Linked DNA regions of Homo sapiens: region 1 is linked to region 2. The links are chromatin loops, found by intact Hi-C in ENCODE. Cell type or tissue: left ventricle myocardium inferior. All regions are shown on one strand. Each heading gives the region's core, and the rest is flanking DNA. Links, peaks and the distances in the headings are about the cores only. Region 1 overlaps OCIAD1 (OCIA domain containing 1). Region 2 overlaps FRYL (FRY like transcription coactivator).

Region 1 (10,260 bases), core at 1,116-9,115, 170 kb before region 2:
AGAAGAAATCAAAATTAAATCAGATCAGAGTTCATATACAGAGTCTATGGATATAATTCAGTTTCCAAAAAAAGTGTGCCAAAATAAAGCTGCTATAAATAAATCAATTATAGTATACTAATTACTTTATAATATATACAGGAAAGATTTAGTAAAGGTATAATGGGAAGAGGAATGGATAAGGAATAAAAGCATCAAAACATTTATTTATTTCTAGTTCTAAATAAACAGAACTAGATCACAAGGATTTAGGCCATTATTTTCCTATAAAACAGAATATCATATGCACAGCCATTTTCACAAGATTGTTTTAAAGTAAAATTAGGTGCAACAAATCCCTTAAAGTAATAAATTACGAACCATAACCTAAACGTGGCACTTACTGCATCACATGAGTTTCAAATAGAAAAGAAAGGCTAACCTGAAAGACTCATGAAAAGCCTCAGGTACTTCTTTTGAAGAGCAATGTAGCTTCTTTTTCTTTTATTTATTTATTTATTTACTTATTTTTTATTATACTTTAAGTTCTAGGGTACATGTGCATAATGTGCAGGTTTGTTACATATGTATACATGTGCCACGTTGGTGTGCTGCACCCATTAACTCGTCGTTTACATTAGGTATATCTCCTAATTCTATCCCTCCCCACTCCCGTCACCCCACAACAGGCCCCGGTGTGTGATGTTCCCCTTCCTGTGTCCACGTGTTCTCATTGTTCGATTCCCACCTATGAGTGAGAACATGCGGTGTTTGGTTTTCTGTCCTTGTGATAGTTTGCTGATAATAATGGTTCCCAGCTTCATCCATGTCCCTACAGAGGACATGAACTCATCCTTTTTTATGGCTGCATAGTATTCCATGGTGTATATGTGCCACATTTTCTTAATCCAGTCTATCATTGATGGGCAATGTAGCTTCTTTTTCTATTAACTATATTGCAATGTGTAAATAAGTTATGCTTATTTACATTTTAAAATACAAATTAGAGAGATTTCTTTTAAAAATTAAGCTTAATTTTAAATATACTTTATTTTGATTAATCAGAATATCTTCATAACTTTGTTTCCCCATAGACAGACCAAAAATTTATTTTCAAATACTTTATCCTTACAAAATAATTTTAAATTAATTGTTCTATTACATTATAAAGACACAAAAAAATGCCTATTTCAACTGATGATTTTTTATGCTAACAATAAAATATCCAAGTAATCCACTTAATGAAATGCTTTAACAAACTGATTTATCAGAGCATGTAACCACATAACTAATATGAGTAAGACATGATAAAACATTTGATAAAAATAATTTTATTTAAGTTTTAAAAAGCTATGAAAACTACAATGTTGTTCATACTTACGTATAAGTTTAGGGATGGAACCATATTTGGGATGACTTGAAAGTATTCCTAAAGAAAAGAGTTAAGTATTTCTGAGTAACACTGTTACAGAAAGAAAAATCAGTAAAGGCTATCTTTAAATATAATCTTACAACATTAGCTCCTTCCATGATCCTACAGAACCCTAGACTGTTTAATAGGGAAAACCAAATGAATTCAGTATCAAGAGAAATATGACGAAAATCCAAAAGACTCTACAAAGTATTAGAACAGGTAAATTTAGAAAGATCACTTGATGTAAGGTCAATAGACCAAATATATATGTGTGTGTGTATGAAAAACTGTTTATACCAACAACAAACAAAAAAACAAACATTTTTTAGAAGACAGAATTAATTATAGCACCAAAAAAAAAAACGCTCAAAACCCAGGAACAAATCTAATGAAAGATATGAAAGATCTCTACACTGACAAGTTATAAAACTTACTGAGAATTGAAAGACCCAATATTCTAAAGATGGCAATTCTCCATAACTTCACCTATAAATACAATGCAATCCCAATTAAAATCAAAGTTTTACAAAAATTGAAAAGCTTATTCTAAGAGTCATGTGGAACACAAAGGGCCAAGGCAACACTGAAGAATCGTATTATAGAACTGACTACCACCAGATAGCAAAATCTACATGATAAAGCTGTAGTAATTAAGACAGTCTGGTATTAAGTACAAGAATAGGCAAACTGACCAAAACTAAGAGTCCAGAAACAGATCCACACCTGCACACTTGATTTATGACAAAGACAACACTGCAGCATAGTCCTTTCAAATATAGTGCTGGGTCAATTAATATCCATTAACAGGGGAAAATGTACCTTGATCCTACATCGAACAATAATCCAGATGGCTTAAAAATTTAAATATGAAAGATTTTTTTAAAAAATTTTACAGAAGAAAGCATGAGACCATCTTTGTGTCCTTAGAGTAGACGAAGATCTTAAAGAGTCAACAAAAAGCACCTATTAGAAAGAAGAAACCTGATAAATTGGACTCTATTAACACTGAAAACTACAGTTAAACAGAGTGGGGAAAAAATAATCACCATATCTATATCTGACAAAAGACTCAATTCCAAAGTATACAGAGAAGTCTCACAAAACCAATAGGAAAAAAGACAATACAATGGAAAAATGGTTAACAGACTTAAACAGATACTTCACAGAAAAAGATATGCTGAAATGAAGTATAAACAAATGGAAAGGTCTTCAACTTCATTGGTTACAGGGAAATACAAATTCAAGCCACAATGCAATCAATATTAGTGTTTATTTACCACAATGGCTAAAACATAAAAGACATAAAAATAGCTAGTGTTGGTGAGAATGTAGGAGTATACATTGGTCTAAATAGTTTGGTAATATCTACTAAAGCTAAATAAATATATACAAAATCTATGACCCAGCAAAATGTCTATCAAAAAGGCACCATATTCTTGGCAAAACTAATTGTAACAGTGAAAATTGAAAACTACCAATTATCAATGCACAGTTCAGATAGATAAACTGGTGTATTCACACAGAGGAAAACTATAGGGCAACTACATGCAACAATGTGGTTAAGTGCAATGATGTGCTGGTAAACCAGCACTCCCTATAAAAAGCTCTAATTTTAATGTTTGTCAGTTTCCATGGTGTAAAGCTACCAATTCTTTTTTTTTTTTTTTTGAGACGAGTCTCGCTCTGTCCCCAGGCTGGAGTGCAGTGGCGCCATCTCAGCTCACTGCAACCTTCGCCTCCTGGGTTCAAGCAATTCTCCTGCCTCAGCCTCCCAAGTAGCTGGGACTACAGGTGCACACCACCATGCCCAGTTAATTTTTTGTATTTTTAGTAGAGACAGGGTTTCACCATATTGGCCAGGATGGTCTCAATCACCTGACCTCATGATCCGCCTGCCTCAGCCTCCCAAAGTGCTGGGATTACCGGCATGAGCCACCGTACCCGGCCAACTACCAACACTTTAAAAACCAGCTTGCCAAAGTTCCCGAAAATTTAACAACCAATTCTCAGGAGCCAGTACAAACCAGTTCCAGCATGCTACTGGATGAATCTCACCATGTTGAAAGAACTTACATAAAAGAATATTTCAGTGTATGATTTCATGTAATTAAAGTACAAAAACAGACAACTAATCTGTGCCTTTAGCCTCAGTTCCTTCATTTATAAGAACTGGGATGACAATAGAAAAAGGAAGATGGTAAGAACATCTCTATTTTTACATTAAAAAGTTGTTCCTTCATACTGTCACCAACTAGTTATAGACCACTTACAACATAAAGGTACTACATACTGGATATTAACAGGAAACAGGACACACTCTTTACTCTCATGGAATTTACAGTCTAGAGAGAGAGTTAAGACAAAGATAATAGTGTCATGGTTGCTATTCATCCCCTCAAATATTTGAGTACTATGTGCACTATGTATGTCCTCTGTCAGGTGCTAGAAATAGCTTATTTTCCTAAGGAGAAGTAGCAAGAATGGAAACAAACAGATTTGTTGAAGGTTAACGCAATACTCTTTGTGACATATGGTTGCATTAATTATGCTGGCAGTACAGATGGAGGTAGATAGTTAATAAAGACATTTAAGAGCTAAAAGACATTAATTGGACAAGGCAGATAAGGGATAGATGTGAAGGATAATGTCCCAGTTTCCTGGATAGTACTAACACCACTCAGTCATGAAGGGAAAGGAGGAATTGGTTTTGTGGAAAATGGTTGAGTTCTGTTTGAGGAGCCTATAGAAGGGCCATACATATTATATATTATATCCAAAATATAGTAACACCAACATTTCCCAAACAACTAGACAAAAAAACCCATACAAGAATGTAAGCACCAAGAGTTAATGAATTTTTGTTGTTTAGTGCTATATAACAATGTATAGTACATATCAGACACTCAAAAAACATGAAACAGAGGAATCGCCTGAGGTAGGAGAAAAATCTTAGGAATATGCCATCATGGAAGCCAAGAGAATAGACTATTTCAAGAAAAACTGGTTAAAGTTATGTAACGTTGGTCAAGAACAAAAACTGTCCATTATATTTAAGCAACAAACAGGTTGTTTTTGAAAAGTTTGTTTTTGAACTTTTGAAAAGTTCCAATAAATGGTAGAACATATGGATAGTCTCACACTGACTGCAATGGGTTAAACGAAGTAAAAAGTGAAGGGCTCATTCATGAAGTCTGCCTCTGGCTTCAAATATGAGGCAGTTGGGAGTAGCTGGAAAAACAAATGAGGGAGGATTTTTTTTTCTTTTTAATGTTCTCAAGTTAGAGGAGACCTGAGCATGTTTAAATGGTTTTGGCAGATCAGGAAGAAACAGAAGGAACATCTAAGACCACGTGGAGTATGACACACTGTGGATGAAAGGGGATACAGGCAGCCCTCCATATGTACATGTTCTGCAACCAACTGCGGATAGAAAATATTTAGGAAAAAAAAAACTGCATCTATACTAAACATGTACAGACTTGTTTCTTGTCATTATTCCCTAAACAATACAGTATAACAACTATTTACATAGTGTTTACATAGTCTTAGGTATTATAAGTAATCTAGAGATGATTTACAGTATACAGGCAGATATGCACGTAAACTTTACTAGGCCGTTTTATATCAGAGACTTAAGCTTTTGTGGATTTTGGTATCCTCTGGAGGGTCCTGGAACCAATCCACACAGACACAAAAGGACCACTGTACAAAATGTCAGGGATTTTGATTAAATGCAAAATGTCTTGGTGGATTCCAAATTCTTTTCTTAAAGTCTCTCTCAATTTTTACCTTTTTTTTGAGACAGAGTCTCGCTCTGTTGCCCAGGCTAGAGTGCAGTGGCGCCATCTCAGCTCACTGCAGCCTCCGCCACCTGGGTTCAAGCGATTCTCCTGCCTCAGTCTCCTGAGTAGCTGGGACTACAGGCACGCACGACCACGCCCGGCTAATTTTTTTGTATTTTTAGTAGAGATGGGGTTTTATCATGTTGGCCAGGACGGTCTCGATTTCCTAACCTTGTGATGCACCCGACTCGGCCTCCCAATATCACTTCTACCGTACCCTCAAGTAGCCCAAAGTCTTCAACTGCACCTAAACCCAAAATCTCTAAAAAACTTCCTCCTCTTCATAACCTAATCCAAATTATAATTTCTCCTGGCTCTACTTCAGCTATTTAATGGATTTTTCACTCCTCCCTGCATGATTTTGTCTCTTCAGTTCAGTCCTGATTGCCTCTCCCAATAGTTATGCCTATTTGTCTTCATCATCAGGTCCCTCCTTCCTGGTATGTTCTTTCTTCTCATTTAATCTAAATCCTGCCCATCCTTCAAAACCCACTTCTTTCAAGAAACTTTCCTTGATTACAACAGCCCTACAAAGATCTTTCTTCTTTGAACACCTACAACTCTTAGAGTCTCTACTATACAATTTAGTAGCTTATTAAGTATGTAATTAAATTTTCTATTTGCTTCAACATATGTTCACATCCATTTGTTTCCTCCAGTGAACTACTAGCAGCTATTAAATTCTTTTGTGTAACCTTCTGCATACCTAGCTCCAATCATTATTAAATGACACACTGGATTAAAATAGATAAAAGAAGCAGAACAATAATAAACACTGTAATTTCATCCCTGTGCCAGTTTTTCCTACAAAGAATGTAATTCAAGTGGGGTTTTTTTTGTTTTGTTGTTGTTGTTGTTGTTGTTTCACAATACAGAACCAATCTCAGTCTATAAAACAGCTTAGTCTTAAGGACATATAAGTGCATACATCTTGACTCGCTTCTATGTTTAAGATTTTTGTCATGGTACTGTATTGTAATGAAGTTCTTCAGAAGTTCCTTAAATAAATTTTTACCCCAAAAATCCTCTCATTTGCCTCCAAAACTACTTTTATCAACTAATTGTGTCAAAACTAAGTACCATACATCATATCCTAATGTGAAAAGGCTAAATCTTCCAATCATTAAGTCACATTTTTGAAGGAGCCAGTTAATTAAAACAATAGGCCTCCAGGCCATCCTAAGGTCACCATCCTTTTCTGGGACACCTTCCCATTACCAGATAGATAGTTCATGAAGTAAAGGAATTAAGCAACTCTACTGCTTACTCCACTACATTTTAAATGCAGGACTCAAGACATTTAATACTCAATCTAAACTCAATTCCACTACTGTACTATTTGAGCCAATAGACTTTAGGACAAGAAAGTCTCCTCGGTGGCTCGTTAAAAATAGATCACCTGCCAGACCCCTGAGATTCTGATTTTTTAAATAATGCTAACTCACCGCCACTCATCCGCCCCAGGTGATCAGACAAAGCTGGTTTAGAGAGCTACTGATCTTTAAATCATTATATAAGAATCACTTCGAATTTGTTAAAACACAGACTCCTGGTCCCCATGAATGTGCATTCTAACAAGCTCCTAGGCAATAATGTTGCTATTGGCCCACCTAGACCAGGTTTGCCCTGCTAATACTGGTGTTTAGTTACCTTCTTGCTCTTGCAGATTGTTAATGATGCTATTAGTGCAGGAGAAATTCTCAAGTCATGATATTTGAGCCAGTGGGTCCACAGAGATAAAACGTTTAAATTCATCAATGAATTTCTACATAGTGTTTAATATGATACATTGTTATCTTTACTTTTTCTAAAGACCTGGAAAATACCACAAAACAAACATGGTATCCAAAATGCTAAATAAATTCAAATTTTAAATATTTACCTTTACTAATTAATCCTTGAGTAATCAACATACTTGTTGCAGCCAAAGGCACAGCTATAGGAAGAAAAAGACCTTGTTAACATCAACAAAAGTAAAAGATTTTGTCTAAAGTTCATTAGATAAATGAATAGCAGTAAAACCATCTAGGAATTATATTGCATAACTAAGACCTTTAAAAAAGACTGTTCCATTTTTAAAAGCTGTACTGTATACATAGTGGAAAAATTAAAGGAGCATTTTAAATTTAAGAAAACATCACAAAATATTAAACAATATAATTCATGAACCATCTAGGCTTAGGTTCCAAATAGCCAGCTGTTCATCAACAGCATCAACTAAGACAACACAGTAAAAGTGACTCAAAATTACTTCTGAAGTAAGAGAAGGGGAAAAAGTTAATGAAGGAGAGGTAAGAAACAAGTTACAAGTAAGAACCACTACTGAGTAATGACTAAATTCTGTGCATCATGCTAAGCGCCTTATGTGCATTATCTCATTTATTATACTTTTTATCATATTTCTATAAGGTAGATAATGTTATTACCACCCTTTTAAAGATAAGGAAACTGAAGCTTAGAGATGTTAAGTAATTTGCTCAAGGCCAAACAACTAGTTGAATGGTTGGTTACAGATTCTAATAAAATCTGTCTGATACCAGATCTCAAGCTTTTAAGCTCTAGTATACCATCTAAACCAAAATACAAAACATATTTGACCGTAATCATACGGTGGCTGGGGCAAAAATTAAAAAGCACATATTTTAAACACTTATGTTCTTTCTTCTAAACTAGTGAACTCCTTAAACTATATGAAAATATTACATCTATATATATATATGCCTAAAACCGAGAGTGAAAAATCCAAAACTCATAATCTCAAAGGGGGCTATAACTTAAAAACAGCTATGAATCACTGTTCTTTACACCAGCACTGTCTAACAGAATTTTTTATGATAATGGAAGTTGGTCTTTGAGTGACCAACCCTGTGATCAATTTGGTCTTGGTACTTGACTGGTAAACAGTTCCCCCCATTGATATGCGTAATTGGCTCACTGTGCCCAAACTGTTTGTACAAATACAGTTCATGCCAAACATCTGCTTTCATTCTAGGAGTCTGGAATTTTGGTACCTGTTAGGCAGAGGGTGAATAAGTGACCAGCCCCCAATAAAAACTGTGGGCACTGAGTCTCTAATGAGTTCCCCGGGTAGATACAACTTCACACATTGTTATGACTAGCTGTTGGAGAAATTTACACTCCCTGGGAAGAGAACTCTTGGGACCTGGTTTCCGCCGGACTTCACCCCATGCTCCCTTTCCTTTTATGATTTTGCTTTATATCCTTTCACTGCAAGTTATTTTAAAGTTAAATTGCTACATGTGACTACTGGCTGCCACACTGGACAGTGCTGTTCCAGACCTGAGGTTGGCAAACACGTTCTATGAAGAGCCAGATGGTAAATATTTTGGGTTTTGTGGGCCAATCTCTGTCCCAGTTACTCAATTGCCGTTTTAAAGCAAAAGCACCGAAAGACAATCCAAAAACACATGAACGTAGCTGTGTTCCAACAAAACTTTATTTTTAGATGCAAACATATGAATTTCATGTAATTTCACACGTAATGAAATATTCTTTTCCTTTGATTTCTTAACCATTTTATCTTATTTTATGTTTTTAGACAAAGTCTCACTCTATCACCAAGGCTGGAATGCAGTGGTACAATCTCATCTCACTGCAGCCTCAACCTGCCGGCTCAGATGATCCTCCTGCTTCAGCCTCCCAAGTGGTTGGGACTACAGGCATGCACCGCCATGCCTGGCTAATTTTTTGTCTTTTTTCTTTTTTTTTTTTTTTTTTGTAGAGATGAGGTTTCGCCAAGTTGCCCAGGCTGGTCTCGATCTCCTTGGTTCAAGTAATCAGCCCACCTCAGCCTCCCAAAGTGCTGGGATTACAGGCGTGAGCCACTGCACCCAGCCTCTTAACCATTTAAAAATGTAAAAACAATTCTTAGCTCATGCATACAAAAACAGATTTGGTCCATGGGCTAGTTTGTTCAACTCTGGTCTAAACCATATATGGACAATTTAAGAACCAAAGTAATTAAGACATTTGAATTATTACAGATTTCATGATTAAAATCCATCACTTTGGAATAGGGCATTAACTTTGCCATCACACACAAATTGCACAAACGCTAAGGTCTGAATTCATGCTATCCTACTTACTAACAGATTTTACCTTTGCTGGAAATATGGTTTCTTTAATGTTGGCTAGTTAGAATGCCTTCATGCATTATCATTTATCATTTAAGGTTTTGCAAAGGACAAATCCCTTTTAATTACAGCACCAGTACAATTTGCAATCATTTTTCTCCAGCTTGACTCAAGGATTGCAACATGAAGCACTGAAGAATCATATAAGAATAAAAGGCAATGAGTTAGCTGGCCATTTCTACAATGGATAATGCTTTCCCCATTTAATGCAGAGTAATAGTCTGTTCGAGGAGATTCTAGTACTAGTTCTGCCATTCACCACAATGTCTTTGCATAGCTTCTTCTCATGCTATAAAGGAATAATGGATTAGACCTAAGGTCTCATTCCAACTCAGGTATTCTACTTTATGTCACAGAAAAAGACAATGGTAAGACTGAAAGAGGCTTCAGAGATTATCTAGTCCTCATTCCAATCTGAGTACACTAATATCCAGAAAAGACAAGTCATTTGCTCAAAGCAACACAGCTGGTTAGTTTGTGGTAATGCTGAGATCAGAACCCAAGTCTCCTGACTCCCTAGTCAGTGGCCTTTTCCACTACAGTATGTAATATCTATTTTGTTAAATAATCTGTCTCTATAGGCAAATCAGTAATACTGCTGACCAAAACCTAGTGCACATTATTACCACAGTCCCAAACTATATTCAATATATACAAGAATCCCTACAATTATTTGAACTCTTCTCCCCTCACAGTAACAAAAAGCTACTCTATATTCCTAACTGTAGTCAATAAAAATTTTTATTTCATTAATCATAATAACACTAATAGCTATTTAATAAAGATAGCCAACACTTAATTAAATTGCATTAATCCCTATAATAATTTCATGAGCTAGGCAGTTATCCCCATTTTATAGATAAGAAAAGTA
Region 2 (10,260 bases), core at 1,150-9,149:
GGAAAATTAGGAAAAAGATGAAAAAATGCTTCAAGTTTTCAAATATTTGATTAAAACAGTTTAAAATATTCTCTATGATTTTTTTTTAATTTTAGGGAGTAAATAGCTGTACCTATAAATTAATATGCTATTTATTAGAAGGGAGTTTCTGTAAACCCTCTGCAAGTTTGATATGTATTATAGCTGTTTTCCATGCATATTTTAATATGTATACATATTTAAGCATGCACATACACATTTTTATTAGCAGAATTTGAAAAAATGAGACTTATTGTCCAAGTCATTCTGATACTTGCTTTTTCATTTAGTACATCATAGACATCTTCCTGTCTCATTTGAAATGTGCTTTGTTGTGTGAATATAATGATTTATTCAATTCCTTATAGAGGAACATTTAGAATGACTACTTTTTAGTTATTAAAAATAATTATGTAATATTCATTGATATATCACTTCATACTTTGGGATGAGTGCTTATTAGTATAAGATTTCATATTAAAATTATATTACATTTTATTTGTTAAAATTGACATCATAATTGTACATATTCATGGGTTACATAGCGATGTTTTGATACTTACAGTGTATAGTGATCTTACCAGAGTTATTAGCATATCTATCATCTCAGACATTTATCATTTCTTTGTGTTAGAACATTCAATATTTTCCTTCTAGCTGTTTGAAACTGTATATTATTACTATGGTCATCCTACAGTGGTATAGAACACTAGAACTTATTTCTCCTATCTAGCTGCAATTTTGTATCTTTTAACAAATCTCTCCCTATTCCCCCACCTTCCCCCTGCCCTTCCTAGATTCTCCTATTTTCTGTTCTACTGCCTTTTAAGTTTTGATAGACAATGCGATTACCTTTGAAAACTTTATCATTTTAAGCTCCTTAGGGTAGGATATGAGAGTTCCCATTACCTTATATTCTCCCTACCATCGTTTCATGTCAGTTTAAAAAATAGTATATTTATGAGAAACCATACTTTCTTTTTAAAAAATACCAGTTACGTAAAAGAATAAAGAAGGAGCTTTTACATTTTAAAAAGAAATATATATTGATGTCTAGTGTGTACTGGTATTAGGAGTTACCAATTTTGTATACTGTTCGCTTATTTGAGTAGAAATGGAAATGAGGCCACTGATGGGTTGGCATCTCATAATTTTAATTAAAAAAATATAAATCAGCCAGCACTTGGTTTTGTGTTCAACAGTGTATATGCATAAGTGAAAATATGTATATATTAATATGTGCAGTTACTTGAATCATTTAGTTGTTTTCTTCACTTTACTACAGCCTACATAATTGGACTTGGTATTTAAATGTAATATGGTATGCCTATTTATATGGCTCCTTACTTTTATCTCTTAACTGGTTCTTTTTTTTAAAGACTATCTTATACTCTTAAATACAGCACACATGTTACAATTTATAATAATTAGATTTTATAATTTGTATTAATTTGCAAATAAGCAGTCAATCTAATGATTAAGAATTTCCTATGGTATATATGTTTTTACTAGTCAAGATCAAAATAAAGCATAATCATGAAACAGCAAATAATCTGATGTATGTTGAAATTTCTGAGGCTACAGGTTCTTTGTGGAATAACTCTTGCATGATTTTTCTCTTCAAAAATAAAATTCAGGGCTGAGGATGGGGAAGCAAAAAAAAATTCAACCTCAGGAAATGACTATTAAAATTAATTTAAAGAAATTATTTGGCAATTTATGTAGAGAGATTTGGTTTTAAAGTGTCTGGCTCTTCCAATGTACTTGTACTGATCAATTCCTTCTCTCTCTATTTTTTTTTTTTTTTTTTTTTTTTGAGATGGAGTTTTGCTCTGTCGCCAGGCTGGAGTGCAGGGGCGCGATCTTGGCTCACTGCAACCTCCGCCTCCCTTGTTCAAGCGATTCTCCTGCCTCAGTCCCCCTGAGTAGCTGAGATTACAGGCACACACCACCACACCCAGCTAATTTTTATATTTCTAGGGTTTTTATGGTTTTAGGTCTTAGATTTAAGTCTTTAATCCATCTAGAGTTAATTTTTTCAACCATTTTTTCCTGATTTCTGTGTAGACCATTTGTGCTTCATCGTTTGAAATGCTATGCCAATCATTTTCACCATGTTGGCCAAGATGGTCTCGATCTCTTGACCCTTGTTATCCACCTGCCTTGGCCTCCCAAAGTGCTGGGATTACAGGCATGAGCCACCGCACCCGGCCAATACCTTCTCTTGAATCTCAAGATTTGATACTAAATTTATATTGCATATACAAATTGTAAATATGACGGTTCATACCAATGTACACATAGGTTACTTGCGTCTCAACATAAGTGAATCTTACTTCCTATTTACTGGTGGTTCTGGGATAGAGATAATGCAGTGGTTTAGCCAGAAGTCATTAAAATATGACCAGTACAGTTCACCTAAGGGGTGTTACAGTTTTGTTCATTTACTGAAAGGAGAACTCGATGATATGGAGAGACTTCATGTAAAAAGATGCAAAGAAAGAGCTATTCTTTTAGAGAAAAAAATGGCATGTAATCTCAAAGCTTTATACTTGAATCAGTTGTTTCCAACTTCTTTAATTACTAATTCAATATTTAAAAAGTTATTTTTTCGGGCTGACGCGGTGGCTCACGCTTGTAATCCCAGCAATTTGGGAGGCCAAGGCAGGCGGATCACCTGAGGTCAGGAGTTTGAGATCAGTCTGGCCAACATGGCAAAACCCCGTCTCTATTAAAAATACAAAAATTAGCCGGGCATGGTGGCAGGCGCCTGTAATCCCAGCTACTTGGGAAGCTGAGGCAGGAGAATCGCTTGAACCCGGGAGGATGAGGTTGCAGTGAGCCGAGATCGCACTACTGCATTCCAGCCTGGGCAACAGAGAGAGACTCTGTCTCAAAAAAAAAAACAAAAACACACACACAAAAAATCGTTATTTTTTCCTAAGATATTTTAGGTAAGATTGTAATCTGTACTGACAGTTGTACGTTTGTGAGAGAATCAACCGAGAATAAGTCTAGCTTAGAATATATAGAAATCTACCTGCAGCTTTTAACTGTAGAATTATTTATAGATGCTTATGATTTAACAAAAATATGTGTAATTTGAAGGGAATGATATTTTAAAGATTCTTTGCTATTGATAATTTTTTTATTTTTAACTTTCTTTAAATGTTAAGTAGCCTAATATTTTAAAAATTTTCCTAGAAGTTCTCAAACAACTCTTTGGTTTCACCAATATCCTCTATTCCTCTGTAAAATATATTTTTAAATGCCTGTAGAGCACACTACTAAATACTGATGAAATTCCCTGCTACCATTTCTGCTCCTAACAGGCTAAGTTGTGGGCTTAACAAGAATTGGTTATATTTTTAAACAAATCTGTTTATGCCAGTTATACTTATTGTGATTATGTAATTCAATTAAATATTACATAATTCAATAAAGTGCGATTCAAAAGCAAGAGTTGTTTCAGTGTAAACAAAGTTGAATGCTTTGGTTAGACTTCATAAAGATTAATTCCCGAGAAAAATGTGCATTTGAATTTCACATAGGCCAGGAAAGTATACAAGATTGGAAGGATTTTGCCCTTGGATACCTTCAGTTTCTTCTGTCACTTTAAAGAAATTGAAACTTGGCCAGGCGCAGTGGCTCACGCCTGTAATCCCAAAACTTCGGGAGGCCGAGGCGGGCGGATCACGAGGTCAGGAGATTGAGACCATCCTGGCTAACACAGTGAAACCCCGTCTCTAATAAAAATACAAAAAAAAAAAAAAAAATAGCCGGGCCTGGTGGCGGGAGCCTGTAGTCCCAGCTACTCAGGAGGCTGAGGCAGGAGTGTCCCCGGAATTGGTGGTTTCTTGGTCTCACTGACTTCAAGAATGAAGCCGCGGACCCTCGCGGTGAGTGTTACAGCTCTTAAGATGGTGCGTCTGGAGTCTGTCCCTTCTGATGTTCAGATGTGTTGGGAGTTTCTTCTTTCTGGTGGGTTCGTGGTCTCACTGGCTCAGGAGTGAAGCTGCAGACCTTCGCGGTGAGTGTTACAGCTCATAAAAGCAGCATGGACCCAAAGAGTGAGCAGTAGCAAGATTTATTGCAAAGAGGGAAAGAACACAGCTTCCACAGTGTGGAAGGGGACCCGAGTGGGTTTCCAATGCTGGCTGGGGCAGCCTGCTTTTATTCTCTTATCTGGCCCCACCCACATCCTGCTGATTGGTAGAGCTGAGTGGCCTGTTTTGACACCGTGTTGATTGGTGCGTTTACAATCCCTGAGCTAGATACAAAGGTTCTCCATGTCCCCATCAGATTAGTTAGATACAGAGTTTGGACACACAGGTTCTCCAAGGCCCCACCAGAGCAGCTAGATATACAGAGTGTTGATTGGTGCACTCACAAACCTTGAGCTAAACACAGGGTGCTGATTGGTGTATTTACAAACCTTGAGCTATATACAGAGTGCTGATTGGTGTATTTACAACCCCTGAGCTAGACCTAAAGATTCTCCAAGGCCCCACCAGACTCAGGAGCCCAGCTGGCTTCACCTAGTGGATCCTGCACAGGGGCTGCAGGTGGAGCTGCCTGCCAGTCCCGTGCTGTGCACTCGCACTCCTCAGCCCTTGGGTGGTCGATGGGACTGGGCACCGTGGAGCAGGGAGTGGTGCTCGTCGGGGAGGCTAGGGCCACACAGGAGCCCATGGAGTGGGTGGGAGGCTCAGGCATGGCAGGCTGCAGGTCCCCAGCCCTGCCCCGCGGGAAGGCAGCTAAGGCTCGGTGAGAAATCGAGCGCAGCGCTGGTGGGCTGGCACTGCTGGGGGACCCAGTACACCCTCCGCAGCCGCTGGCCCGGGTGCTAAGTCCCTCATTGCCTGGGGCCAGCAGGGCTGGCCGTCTGCTCCGAGTGCCGGGCCTGGCAAGCCCACGCCCACCCGGAACTCCAGCTGGCCCGCAAGCGCCGCAGGCAGCCCCGGTTTCCGCTCGCGCCTCTCCCTCCACACCTCCCTGCAAGGTGAGGGAGTGGGCTCCAGCCTTGGCCAGCCCAGAAAGGGGCTCCCACAGTGCAGTGGTGGGCTGAAAGGCTCCTCAAGTGCCACCAAAATGGGAGCCCAGGCAGAGGAGGTGCCGAGAGCAAGCGAGGGCTCTGAGGACTGCCAGCGCGCTGTCACCTCTCAGGAGAATGGCGTGAACCCGGGAGGCGCAGCTTGCAGTGAGCCGAGATTGCGCCACTGCACTCCAGCCTGGGCTGCACAGCGAGACTCCGTGTCAAAAAAACAAAAAAGAAAAAAGAAATTGAAACTTGAAGTCATAGCTGATGTACATGGGTTTCGTTTTAGGCAAAAAGACAATGGCGTAATCAGCATATCTGCCTTGCAAGATAAGGCCTTGGCACTATATCAAAAGGCTGGGGAATAAACATGAATTTTATATTTTAAGTTAAAATAAAACTTTTAGTGAACCTCTTGATCTGTTTTTCCCCCAATTTCTACTTCAATGGAGTTTTGGATTAAATAATTAGACAACAGTTGTGTTACAGCAAAGGGCTTCTACTATATATAGCTGTATAATGTTGCTATTTTTTTTTTTTTTTTTTTTTGAGACAGAGTCTTGCTCTGTCGCCCTGGCTGGAGTGCAGTGGAGCGATCTTGGCTCACTGCAAGCTCCGCCTCCCAGGTTCACGTCATTCTCCTGCCTCAGCCTCCCGAGTAGCTGGGACTACAGGAGCCCGCCACCACGCCCGGCTAATTTTTTGTATTTTTAGTAAAGATGGGTTTTCACCGTGTTCGCCAGGATGGTCTCTATCTCCTGACCTCGTGATCTACCCGCCTTGGCCTCCCTATGTTGCAATTTTTAAGAGAAATCATTTATTTGCTATTCCTACTTAATAAAGAAATCAAAATGATCACATGTGATGTGATATAATCTTATCCTATTCATGAAATGCTTAAATATCCTTAGACTGTTTTTTTGTATGTGTGTGTGTAGAGTCCTAATTATGTGATCCAAGACTGGTTTCACTGATAAATACTAGTAGAATTGGAACTTATATTATCTATATTCAGGTATAAATGTTGGTGGGAGGAAGATATTATTTACTGATTCAGAATGTACTAACAATGTTTTCTGACTGTTGAACAGAGAAGTCCTTCTATGTCTCGGATTGGGTTATTTTATTCTGATGGAATCAACATTAATATTGTCGCTGTTCATTCCATTTGGAATCAAGGATAAGGGTTAATGTAACAAAAAATATATTTTAACATTGATTTTTATAAAATTCATCAAGAACAGAGACAATGATACATTTAACAGAAGAAGATATATACCACCATTAAGAATGGAAGAAACATATGAGCACCTTCTATATTCTGGACACTATTAACTTGTTCTGTTTTACCAATAACTGAAGTGATCTCATTTGTCTACCTATTTAGTACATATGTGTTCCATTCCCCACATCAAATAGAACATAAGCTGAGCGTGAACTTTGTTTTGTTTCATGTGTTCCAAGGCTTGGGACATAATAGTTGCTCACTGATTGAAGTTAGTGAATGTTATCTAAGTCCTCTTGACAACCCTGTGAGACAGGTCGTTATCTAGAATTTTAAACATTCCTGGGAACTTAAAATTATTTGAGGCCTTTTGATTACTAAGTGATATAGCCATGCCATTGTTTTAAAATAAGGCGTTTGCTCCTTCTACTCTATTGCATTGCATTATTGTTTGATGTTTTTGAATCTTTAGGTATACAGTATTTTTTTTTTAAAAGACTAGTGTGTCTGATGGGTGCAGTGTCATGCACCGGTAGTCCCAGCTACTTATGAGATTGAGGCTGGAGGACTACTTGAACCCAGGAGTTCCAGGCTGCAGTATCCAATGATGACATCTGTGAATAGCCTCTGCATTCCAGCCTGGGCAGCATAGCGAGGCTCTGTCTCTTAAAAAAATAAAGACTAGTGTATCTATCAAGTTTTATTATTTTATTAAAGAACATGTACTTTTTTGGTGCTTTCATTTGAAGATATATTTTAATAGGAAAAAACTTTAATTCTAGTGTGTATTAAGCATTAGTCTTTGAAACTGTCTTTAATGATCAGTTGATAATTAGTTTTTGTAACACTCTGGTGAGATAAACTGATTAAGTAAATGGCTATTTTACATGACTTTTACAAAACAAGAGACACATATTGTATTGGTTCCATTTCATTACAAAGTGTTAATGGCTTCATGAGATATAAATGTTTAAATCGTATACTGGTATACCTCTCCCTAGGTATTCAGCACAGCTCACTAGCAGGGACAACCCACGATGTAGCACTTATTTTACTAACTGGATTTCCTTAGTAAGTGATCTTTTCAGTTTTGTTTTCATAGAACCATTGCTCTCAGTTGTTAACTTGTGTTAAGTCCAGATTAGCAGATTTTTGTTTGATACTCTTAATGTTGGGTAGAGGAATAACATGACAGGCCACTTTCTTTTTAGAAGGGAACAAAGTGGATAATGGGTGACTTAAGTCTTCATTGAAGACCAGAGTATTCTTGAGGAGTTTAGAGAAGGTCCTGGGAGAAAATTGAGTTGAGGTTTCTGACACTTCAGATGCTTATGATTTGATACACTGAAGGAGGTGGAGAATTGTTTGGAATTCAGAAGTGATAAAAAAGGTTGCTGGGCAGCACAATGCCTGGAAGAACCTGAGCTCCAAATAATAATCAGTTTGCTATGGAACTTTCAGCCTGACCAAGATAGAACCTCATACTTACTATGTAAGTGTGTGAAGGAGGTCAGGACTTCTTTTTCCTACTACAAATAGGATTTGGAAGCACTGGGCTTTCATAGTGTCATAGTGTGAAATATGTTCCTTTTCTTAAGAGGGTCTTCGGAGTACTTTTCAGGCTGTAATTATTGGAAGATTTAGGAGAAGCCCTATTGGGTTGTTGTATTCATGTCTTCTCTGTTATCTTCTGGGAATTCTCATGACAAAGGAGGAATATTGGGAATACCTACAGTCATGATGGGGGGCCAGGCAGTGAAATGTTGAGAAAGGAAGGAGATGGCACTTCCATCCAGACTAAGCTGAGCTGTACCAGTGACTTGCCTTGAACCGGCTACTTAATCGCTCTAGACTAGTTAACCTCACCTATCAATTTGAATCATATCTTCTTTCTAGCATTGTTTTCAAGATTATAAAAAATTGTCAACAAAATTGATAATTGTTCAGTAAATGGTGTCTATTGTTATTACAAAGACTTCTTGATTTTTATTTGGATGTAGATGAATCAATTTAATTACAAATTTAACCTTGGAGCATTCTGTCACAGAAAGTATTCTAGGAATTTGGATCTAGGTCTTTTATTGTGCATAATTCCTGAAAATTTTAGCACTTGACTTATAGGACAGTTAATGGGGCTTGAAACAGAGCACCTTTTTCTGTCTTTCCTTCTTTTTTTTTTTTTTTTTTGTTTTTTTTTTTTTTGTTTTTGAGACGGAGTCTCTCTCTCTCGCCCAGGCTGGAGTGCAGTGGCGTGATCTTGGCTCACTGCAACCTCTGCCTCCCAGGTTCAAGCGATTCTTGTGCTTCACCCTCCTGGGTAGCTGGGATTACAGACGTGCACCACCAGGCCCGGCTAATTTTTGTATTTTTGTATTTTTGTTTTGTTTTGTTTTGAGATGGAGTTTTGCTCTTGTTGCCCAGGCTGGAGTGCAATGGTGCAATCTCGGCTCACCACAACCTCTGCCTCCCGGGTTCAAGCGATTCTCCTGCCTCAGCCTCCCGAGTAGCTGGGGTTACAGGCATGCGCTATCACACCCAGCTAATTTTGTATTTTTAGGAGAGATGGGGTTTCACCGTGTTGGCCAGGTTGGTTTTGAACTCCTGACCTCAGGTGATCCACCTGCCCCAGTCTCCTTAAGTACTGGGATTACAGGTGTGAGCCACCACACCCGGCCCTAGCTTTCCTTTTTTGTTCATAATGTGTGTCTTCCATATAGCTACTGCCAAATGATTGTGTGATTCAGATACAAAGGTTTTTTAAGAAGTTCGTGCAACAGTACTATATCAGTAGTTTTTGTTGGGTATTTTTATAGTTAGTCTAATCACTTCTTAAGTATCTTTTTAAGGTGCTTAACATCATTGATGATCAGAGAAGTGTAAATCAAAACTACAGTGAGATATCATCTCACTCCAGTTAAAAATGACTTTTATCCAAAAGACAGGCAGTAACAAACGCTGGTGAGGATGTGGAGAAAAGCGAACCCTTGTACACTATTGATGGGAATGTACATTAGTACAACCACTATGGAGAACTGTACGGAGGTTCCTCAGAAATCTAAAAATAGAGTGACTATATAGGATCCAGCAATCCCAGTACTAGGTGTATACCCAAAAGAAAGGAAATCAGTATATCAAAGAGATATCATCACTCCCATGTTTATTGCAGCACTATTCACAACAGCCGAGATTTGGAAGCAACCTAAATGTCCACCAACAGATTAATGGATAAAGAAAATGTGGTACATACACACAGTGGAGTACTATTCAGCTGTGAAAAAGGATGAGATTCTGTCACTTGCAGCAACATGGATGGAACTGGAGGTCATTATGTTAAGTGAAATGAGCCAGGCACAAAAGACAGACTTCACATGTTTTCACTTGTGGGAGCTAAAAGTTAAAACAGTTGAACTCATGGAGATAGAGTAGAAGGATGGTTACCAGAGGCTGGGAAAAGCAGTGATGAGATCAGAGGCTAGGAGTGGGGAAGTGGAGATGGTCAATAGTTACAAAAATAGTAATAGTTAGAAAGAATGAATAACATCTAGTATTTGCTAGCACAGCAGGGTGACTATAGTAAAAAAAATTATATATATATACATATATATATGTATATGTATATATATATTTCGAGATGGAGTCTCACTCTGTCACCCAGGCTGGAGTGCAGTAGCACAATCTCGGCTCACTGCAGCCTCCTCCTCTCGGGTTCAAGCAGTCTTCCTGCCTCAGCCTTCCAAGTAGCTGGGATTACAGGTGTGTGCCACCATGCCCAGCTAATTTTTGTATTTTTAGTAGAGATGGGTTTCACCATGTTGGCCAGACTGATCTCAAACTCCTGACCTCAAGTGATCCACCCACCTCAGCCTTCCAAAGTGCTGGGATTACAGGCATGAGCCACTGCACCAGCCTATAGTAAAAAATAATTTAATTGTACATTAAAAAAACTAAAAAGGTATAATTGGATTGTCTGGAATGCAAA

What was found. Peaks named below come from ENCODE experiments on the same cell type or tissue, not always from the same donor. Only the 100,000 strongest peaks of a DNase experiment are listed, where the experiment ranks them.
Region 1: it touches region 2 in a loop (2.5-fold over the local background); 4 of 110 quality-filtered maps call a loop at or near these places.

Annotation. Positions count from the first base shown.
Region 1 is chr4:48,839,547-48,849,806 of GRCh38, reverse strand. It overlaps OCIAD1 (OCIA domain containing 1), which reads right to left. Exons shown (of 9, transcript NM_017830.4): 4 at 7,118-7,171; 5 at 1,361-1,408. Among named protein-coding and RNA genes, the nearest start is that of OCIAD1, 14 kb to the right of the region's middle. In left ventricle myocardium inferior, for the core only: no CTCF peak of the experiment used is centred there; no DNase peak of the experiment used is centred there.
Region 2 is chr4:48,670,082-48,680,341 of GRCh38, reverse strand. The region is part of intron 3 of FRYL (FRY like transcription coactivator); the gene reads left to right. Among named protein-coding and RNA genes, the nearest start is that of FRYL, 110 kb to the left of the region's middle. In left ventricle myocardium inferior, for the core only: no CTCF peak of the experiment used is centred there; no DNase peak of the experiment used is centred there; H3K4me3 peaks cover 293 bases; H3K27ac peaks cover 1,854 bases.